2 separate regions of the Homo sapiens genome follow, and region 2 is linked to region 1. Evidence: chromatin loops called from intact Hi-C (ENCODE). Cell type or tissue: heart right ventricle. All regions are shown on one strand.

The links. Hi-C counts contacts between places; a loop is a spot of excess contacts. Peaks named below come from ENCODE experiments on the same cell type or tissue, not always from the same donor. Only the 100,000 strongest peaks of a DNase experiment are listed, where the experiment ranks them.
Region 2: it touches region 1 in a loop (2.1-fold over the local background); 1 of 110 quality-filtered maps calls a loop at or near these places.

The regions. Positions count from the first base shown.
Region 1 is chr2:168,313,035-168,317,034 of GRCh38, forward strand. No RefSeq gene overlaps it. Among named protein-coding and RNA genes, the nearest start is that of STK39, 67 kb to the left of the region's middle. In heart right ventricle, no CTCF peak of the experiment used is centred here; no DNase peak of the experiment used is centred here; H3K27ac peaks cover 341 bases.
Region 2 is chr2:168,262,594-168,266,593 of GRCh38, forward strand. LOC107985959 (a long non-coding RNA gene) reads left to right here. Exons shown (of 5, transcript XR_007087282.1): 2 at 2,503-2,706; 3 at 3,772-3,843. Among named protein-coding and RNA genes, the nearest start is that of STK39, 17 kb to the left of the region's middle. In heart right ventricle, no CTCF peak of the experiment used is centred here; no DNase peak of the experiment used is centred here.

The sequences.
Region 1 (4,000 bases):
AGAACATGTTTGAAAAGAATTACAATTTAAATTTAGTTAGTGGTTTGTACAATGAAGTATTTTCCACTCCGATGAAAACTTACAGCTAACTTAAAAAAGAATATGATATTTTCCCCCAGACTCTCTAATATAGCGGTTTGAGAGATTTGTCACGAGTGTAACAATAATTTATTCAAGAATACAAAGCCTATGCAAGTCTATATATAGTCTAGAAAAGTATCATGCAAAATCATGTTTAATTTAAAATGCCTGCTACTGAAGAAGGAAAGTCATATATCAGAAATGTACCAAGGGGATATGTGAGTAAACAAGTGCTATGAAATTCAGGCCGATGCCTTAGGAGTTTTCTCCTGTGAGTTTGAATATTAAAAAGAATTATGCACTGAAGGAAGTATATTTGTTCCAAAAGTTAATAACAGTGCGTGACTGGCTTGGTCTCTAAGTCCAAAATAAGATCGATTAAATCTTTCATCCATACAATATGGGTAAGGACAAGTGCATGAGAAACACATAGATATACATTATTTATTTCTATTGTACTTAGCACAGTGGGATCTGTGCCCTTTAAAAATTAACTACTTAGACACTGAGGTGGGTAATTTGAAGTCAGTGATGGATTTCTTTTACAGTATGTTTCCTGTCTTCACCAAAGAAGTGATAGGAATAAAGGAACTCAAATAATAGCAAGAATTTTGCCTAAGGGGTAAAATAAGCTTCCTAAATGAAGGAATGAGGTATGAAAACAATTCCCTGATAATTAGTACAATCTCTTTTCCTAAAATATTTTAAAAATAGGGTATTCCTCATTTATCTGGTAGTAGTGTCTTAAATGTAGCTTCTTTGGAAATAGGGGCCCTACCTCAACTAAGGCTGTGAGTTGCCTGCATGTGCCCATTAAGTCTGGGATACAGCTGTTTCTTTCTATCCATGCATATTAGTACTGTGTACCTTGCTTTGCAACTGAGGCAAAAGAGCTCCATATTCATTTGTTGGATCAAATGAATGAATGCAGAAACAAAGAAGTTAGTTTTTATTGCTACATAACAAAAATACCCCATATTTAGCAGCTTAAAACACAAACATTTACTATCTCATAGTTTGTGTGGGTCAGGAATTCAGGAGTGGCTTAGCTGGGTGGTTCTAGCTCAAGGTACATCATGACATTGTAGTCAAGGTGTTGGGCTGCCGTCATCTGAAGGCTTGAGTGGGGCTCTAGGATCAGCCTCAAGATGGCAGACTCATGTGGCTCTAGGCAGGAGGCCTCAGTGTTTTCTGGTAATTGGCAGGAAACTTCATTCATGAGCATCCTCACCACATGTAGCAAGCTTCCTCTAGAGCAAGTGATCCACAAGAGCAAGTTAGAAGACATAATGTGTTTTATGACCTAGTCTCGGAAGTCATGCTCTGTCATTTTGCAACATTCTTTTGGTTATGCAAGTAAGCCCTGTTCAGTGTGGGAGTGGACTGACCACACAAGGGGTATGAATACCAGGAGGTGGGGATCTTTGGTTTTCTTGGAGTCTGGCTACCATAGAAGGGTTATTAGAACTGCCAATAAAGTTATATGTTATAGGTCTATAGTGAATCTCAGCTTGAAAGTGAGTTATAAGTTGTGTGCTTATCTGTTAGATGAATCCTTTCCCACCCACTATCTTGGCTGCCTTTCCTTTTCCATCCTGGATGTGGCTCTAGGCAAATTTGTGAAGTTGCTACTCAGTATCTTCCTTTACATGCTTTAATTTGGCATACAGATCCCTTTCTCCCCCATCACTGAAGGCATTCCATGGCAACGCTCCTCTTATAGATTCTTTCTACCAAAATGTACTTGTTCTTTCATTTTTCAAGGCAGCTAATCAAATCTCTATTTCTGATTAATAGGTACAAATAAGCTAATGTGCTATACCATCCAGTAACCGAAGAGCCATTTTAAGGAATGTCATGAGGATGGACTGTGAAGTTAGGCTGTCTGTGTTCAAATGACCTCTCTAGCTGTATAGTTGCTATGTCTTTCATGCAAGTTTCTTAAATTATTTTTGCTTTGTCTGTAAAATAGATGTGATCATAGAAGCTATATGGTAGGCTCTGATCAAGCCTATTGCATTGAAACCTCAAGTAAGCCCAATGATATAGTAAGAAACAGAACACAGGAGTATGTAAATGTGGCCCAATAAGAATTTTCTCCTATAGTGTTGAAGTGGGCCCTGGAGAGCTGATAGGGCCCCTCCCACAGCTGAAATGGTATGAAGATAGTGAGCCTGTAATTCTGGGTCTCTCTGACTTTGTGAAGTTTTTACGTTGTTCAAACTGAATGTACTTCTTTATTCTAGAAACAAAAAAATGTACCCCAAAGTCAAGTCCACTTACGTCCTCCGCATGCCTTTTTGGTGGTTTGATTCCTATTTTATCTTTGTGGATAGAGCCTTGTTTATAGTCCTTGATAATTCCATGGGCTGAGCAATGCTCAAAAATGTCATAACACACATGGAGTGATGAAGGTCATAGTTGTAGAGGGGGTGGAGCAATACCCAGAGATTTATCTTGGGAGCATGCAAATCTCTAAAGAATCTCAGTGGAGCAAGACCCACTGTGCATGACTAGCTTATGACAAGGGTCTCAAGAGGCATTGAGGTAGTTGGAAGCATACACTAAGGTCTTTCAACTGTAGGAGTGTGGGAACCACAGGGACACTTATTAAGGAGCAGGAGGTATACACAATGAAGAAAGAGGTGGAGATCTCAAAATCAGATGTATCTGGAATTAAGCCAGAGGAAGTGGAACTGTGTGAGGAAAAATGAGAAGGAGTCAGAATGTCAGAGTAGAGGAGTAAAGGGTGAGCCCAGAAGCAAATGGATCATGCTTAGAACATGAACTTGTCCTTAGAACAGGAAGGCAGGAGAGCAGATCACAGGGTGAGAAAAGAAACCACATTGCCAAGTGCCAGCCAGAGTAGCCAAATTTGGACCTTCTGCTGCTCAAAGTGGCTGTCCTTGCTCAAGCCGCGTAATAAAGAGGGTTTAACAGATGGGATAGGTGGAGGAGTTGTAGGAGGAAGTTTATAAGAGGAGGATCTTTTTTACCCTGAAGGCAGCCCTCTGTAGATAGTTGACTACTCATCCTGATGTAGTTTTGGCCCTGTTTCTCCCTTGCATTTCCATTAAACATTACTTCAGTCCAGCTACTGCCCTTGCCAGAATCTCAGATATGACATCATGTTACTGCTTCTGTCACCATGGGATTCTGAAAATATTTATTTGCAGCCCTCAGAGATGGAACATAAAATCAATAAACATTAGGCTCCATTACAGTCTCTGAAATATGTCACCATAAGAAATATGTGAAGAATTTGCTTTTTATTAAAGACAATGGAGAGAGTTAGACTATAGACTGGGTATTAGATAATATTAAGTAATAATTGTTCATCTTTTTAGGCATGACAATGATATTGTGGTTACCTTGGAAAATATTATTTGTGTCTGAAGTTCTAGAGGCCTAGTCTAGTGTCTGGATGCAATTTCACTAGAAGATCCCCATTTTGTAATTGTATTAGTCTGAAAACAGTCTGCTACTATAATTGAATATCACAGACTGGGTAATTTATAAAGAAAAGAAGTTTATTAGACTCCCAGTTCTGGAGGATAGGAAGTCCAAGATGAATGGTCTCCATCCAGTGAGGGCTTTCTTGCTGCCTCATAACATGGTGGAAGGGCAAGCGAGCACATGGAAGACAGGGAGTGTGATGGGGGGCTACACTTATCCCTTTATCAGGAGCCCATTTCTATGATATGTAACCCACTCCTGCAATAATAGTATTAATCCTTTCACGAGGGCAGAACCCTCATGACCTAACCACCTCTCAAAGGTCTCACCTCTCAATACTGTTACAATGCCAATTAAATTTCAACTTGAGTTTTAGTGGGGACATTAAAACCATAGCAGTAATGATTTTTGTCTGCAAATTCTTTCCTGTGGAGGTGACACCATATGTTTGACACCCTCATAC
Region 2 (4,000 bases), 50 kb before region 1:
CACCCCTAGTGACCCACTAGCAAAATTTTTGCTTCCTGTTCCCATGACACTACATTCTGCTGGCTTAGAGGTCTTAGTTCCAGAGGGAGGAATGCTGCCACCAGGAGACACAACAATGATTCCATTAAACTGGAAGTTAAGATTGCCACCTGGACACTTTGGGCCCCTCCTACCTTTAAGTCAACAGGCTAAGAAGGGAGTTACAGTGTTGGCTGGGGTGATTGACCCAGACAATCAAGATGAAATCAGTCCACTACTCCATAATGAAGGTAAGGAACAGTATGCATGGAATATAGGAGATCCATTAGGGCATATTACCATTCCCTGCAATTAAGGTCAATGGGAAACTATAACAGCCCAATCCAGGCAGGACTACAAATGTCCCAGACCCTTCAGGAATGAAGGTCTGGGTCACTCCACTAGGAGAAAAATCATGACCTGCTGAGGTGCTTGCTGAGGGCAAAAGGAATACAGAATGGGTAGTAGAAGAAGGTAGTCATCAGCACCAGCTACAACCACGTGACCAGCTGCAGAACCAAGGACTGTAATTGTCATGAGTATTTCCTCCTTCTTTTATTAAAAACATGTTTGTGCATGTATAAACTTGTACCAAGAAAATAGCTTTTTATTTCCTTTCTCCTTTATCATGTGACATAAGATTTATTGACTTCACATCAGCATTTAAGTATTGTTAACTTCATGTAATAGTATTTAGGTTAGGGACTGGTGCGTTTCCAGTTGTACGAAGCGTAATTGTATTATGTTAGGTGTAATTATGACCTTATTATTGTCTTTATTTTAAGATTATGTATGATCTCAGGAGATTTGTATGGGTTCAAGTTGACATGCGGTGGACTTGTGATGGTTAATATTGAGTGTCAACTTTATTGGATTCAAGGATACAAAGTATTGATCCTGGGTGTGTCTGTGAGGGTGTTGCCAAAAGAGATTAACATTTGAGTTAGTGGGCTGGGAAAGGCAGAACCACACTTAATCTGGTGGGCACAATCTAAGCAGCTGCCAGCATAGCTGGAATACAAGCAGACAGAAAAATGTGAAATGAGAGGCTGGCCTAGCCTCCCAGCCTACATCTTTCTCCCATGCTGGATGCTTCCTGCCCTCGAACATCAGACTCTAAGTCTTGAACATCAGACTCTAAGTCTTCAGTTTTGGAACTCAGACTGGCTCTCCTTGGTCCTCAGCCTGCAGATGGCCTATTGTGGGACATTGTGATCATGGGAGTTAATACTTAATAAACTCCCCTTTATATATATACATACACATATATATTCCATTAGTTCTGTTCCTCTAGAGAACCCTGACTAATACAAAGCCTTTTTGAAATAAAAATGTGAAATAACTATTTGTTTAAAAGACTTTCATTTTTTTAGAGCAGTTTCAGTTTCACAGCAAAATTGAGAGGAAGGTACAGAGGTAACCCATATCTCCCCTGCCCTGACACATGCACAGCCTCTCCCATTATCAACATCTCCCACCTGAGTGATATGTTTGTTACAATCAATGAACTTACATCACATTGTTATCATCCAAAGTGAAAATTCTGTGTATGACGTTATAATGGTGGCTACATCTCATTATACGTTTATTTAAACTCATAGAATGTACAATACCAAGAGGAAACCCTAATGTAAACTATTTTTTATTTTTATTAAATTTTTGTTCTTTTGAGATGGAGTCTTGCTCTGTTGCCCGGGCTGGAGTGCAGTGGCATGATCTCGGCTCACTGCAACCTCCGCCTCCTGGGTTCAAGCAATTCTCCTGCCTCAGCCTTTCAAGTAGCTGGGATTAGAGGCACCACCATGCCCAGTTAATTTTTTGTATTTTTAGTAGAGATGGGGTTTCACTATGTTGGCCAGGCTGATCTTGAACTCCTGACCTCGTGATCCGCCCACCTCAGCCTCCCAAAGTGCTGGGGTTACAGATGAGAGCCACCGTGCCCGTCCTAATGTAAACTATTTTTTTCATCAAAATGGTTAGGATGAAATAATATTTAGTGCATTATTTTAAAGAAACAAACTCTTCATCTACCAACTACCATGTGTAAGCTTTCTGCATGGGAGTGGGGAGTGATGGAAAAATGAATGAGACAATGTCCCTACCCTCAAAGGAGCTTGACATCTAATGGGGCAAACAGACATGTAAACAGATAATTTGTGTCCTGGGGATAAGAAAAAAATTGCCATATGCATAAGATTACCATTTTGTCTTGAAGACTCCAAAACTAGAAATTCAAGTTATTTGTCCAAAAGGTCCTATTTCAACCATTCTCTCATGGCCTGGGCTGGGTAAAGAGACCACTGAAGTCAGCAGAAAAGAGCAGACTGGGATGGAAGAGCCACTGAAAACAGTTTAGACTTTATACAGTGTTAATCTAAGAAGGATTCTAAAATGATGCATTTTGGGAGAATGTTCTTGCCTTAATCAGCTTTATCCACAAAAATTAAGCTTTTTTTAATATAAAGGTTTTATTTTCTTTTAAAGGAGCCATCAATGTGATTTTGTCTTTGGGAACCCCACATGTGAATGAATCACCGAATGAATGAATGAAATTTTAATCCTTATAACAAAGATAAGGCTGGATCCTAATATATTGCTTTAGGATGATTTTCAGGAAGCTCTACAATTCCAAGCATTTCCTCTCACAACAATTTAATAAAAATAGTTAGAGTTTATGGAGATATTGTGGTAAGTATTTTAGATATGTTGTCTCACTGGACACTCACCTACAACCAGATGATGGAGATTACATTATGTATATTTTTAACAGATGGAGAAACTGAATTTCACAATCGGTTAAGTGATTTAAACAGAAACTTAATGTTGGTTCACCTGCAGCAGAGCCAGGATTCAAATCTGCTCTAACTCTGCACAGCACTTCTCTATCTCTTCACAAAGGCATATGCATTTGTTATTTAAAATTAAACATTTTAACCAAATTGTATTAATTTAATTAAATTATTAAAATGACTACTGATGTGCTATGCAGTTCAATGCCATCTAAAGCCAGGAAGTAAGGCTACCGATAGCCAGAAAACAATCTCCAAGAATGAAGTATTCTTTTTTAAAACAATTTGTTGGTGATTGTCAGTTTAGAGATAAATGTTCCATATGTGCCTCTGTTTCTCCATCAAAATATTTTAAAAGTTAGCTCCAAAACTACCTTTATACACCCTTCACAATACTCTGTGAACCATAGTCACTGTTAATCTGTGTTTTAAAAGTGCTAAAGTAACTGTTAATTTGAATAATCAATATAAATAGTGTATTAGTTTGCCCCCCCCCGCCAAAATCAAGTACAAGCTACGTGACAGTATTTCATGGTTCATTAGCTAAATGGAACAGTTAATTCGGTCAAATAGTGAATAATCTTTAAATCAAGCCTTCTTCAAATACAAAGGATAGTGGCATATATAAGAATTCAAGAAAATGGAAAAGGCCAGGTAATACTATAGAACTTTGAAATATCTTTCAACAGATAACCCAACAATTTTTTCATATTTATTAACTTAGATTTTAAAAAATTACATAAAAACATGAAAGTCAATTTTGAAAAAAAGCTATTTTTCCGTGTTATTTTTAAGTCATGAATGCACACATTATTTGCATATTGACAATTGTAGCAGGCTTACTCTTTTGTGTTCCTATGGCAGGGCTGTTAAAGTAGATCAGTCCCTGCCTTATCTAGCTGTATGCATAAAGAAAGAACATTATTTATTCATCTCTCATGAACATTTTTGGCCCATCTTCTAGTTCCCATAGATGTTGTATGAATTTAACTCTGCATGTGAGATATTTGCTGCACTAAAAGAAAGACTTATGGAGGTAAGATCATGTGAACAAAAAGAAATTTTGGGCACCATTTTTTGTTGTTGTTTTCTTTAGTTTTTGAGGCAGGGTCTCATTCTGTCACCCCAGCTGGAGTGCAGTATTGCAATCACAGCTCACTGCAGCCTCAACATCCAGGGATCAAGTGATCCTC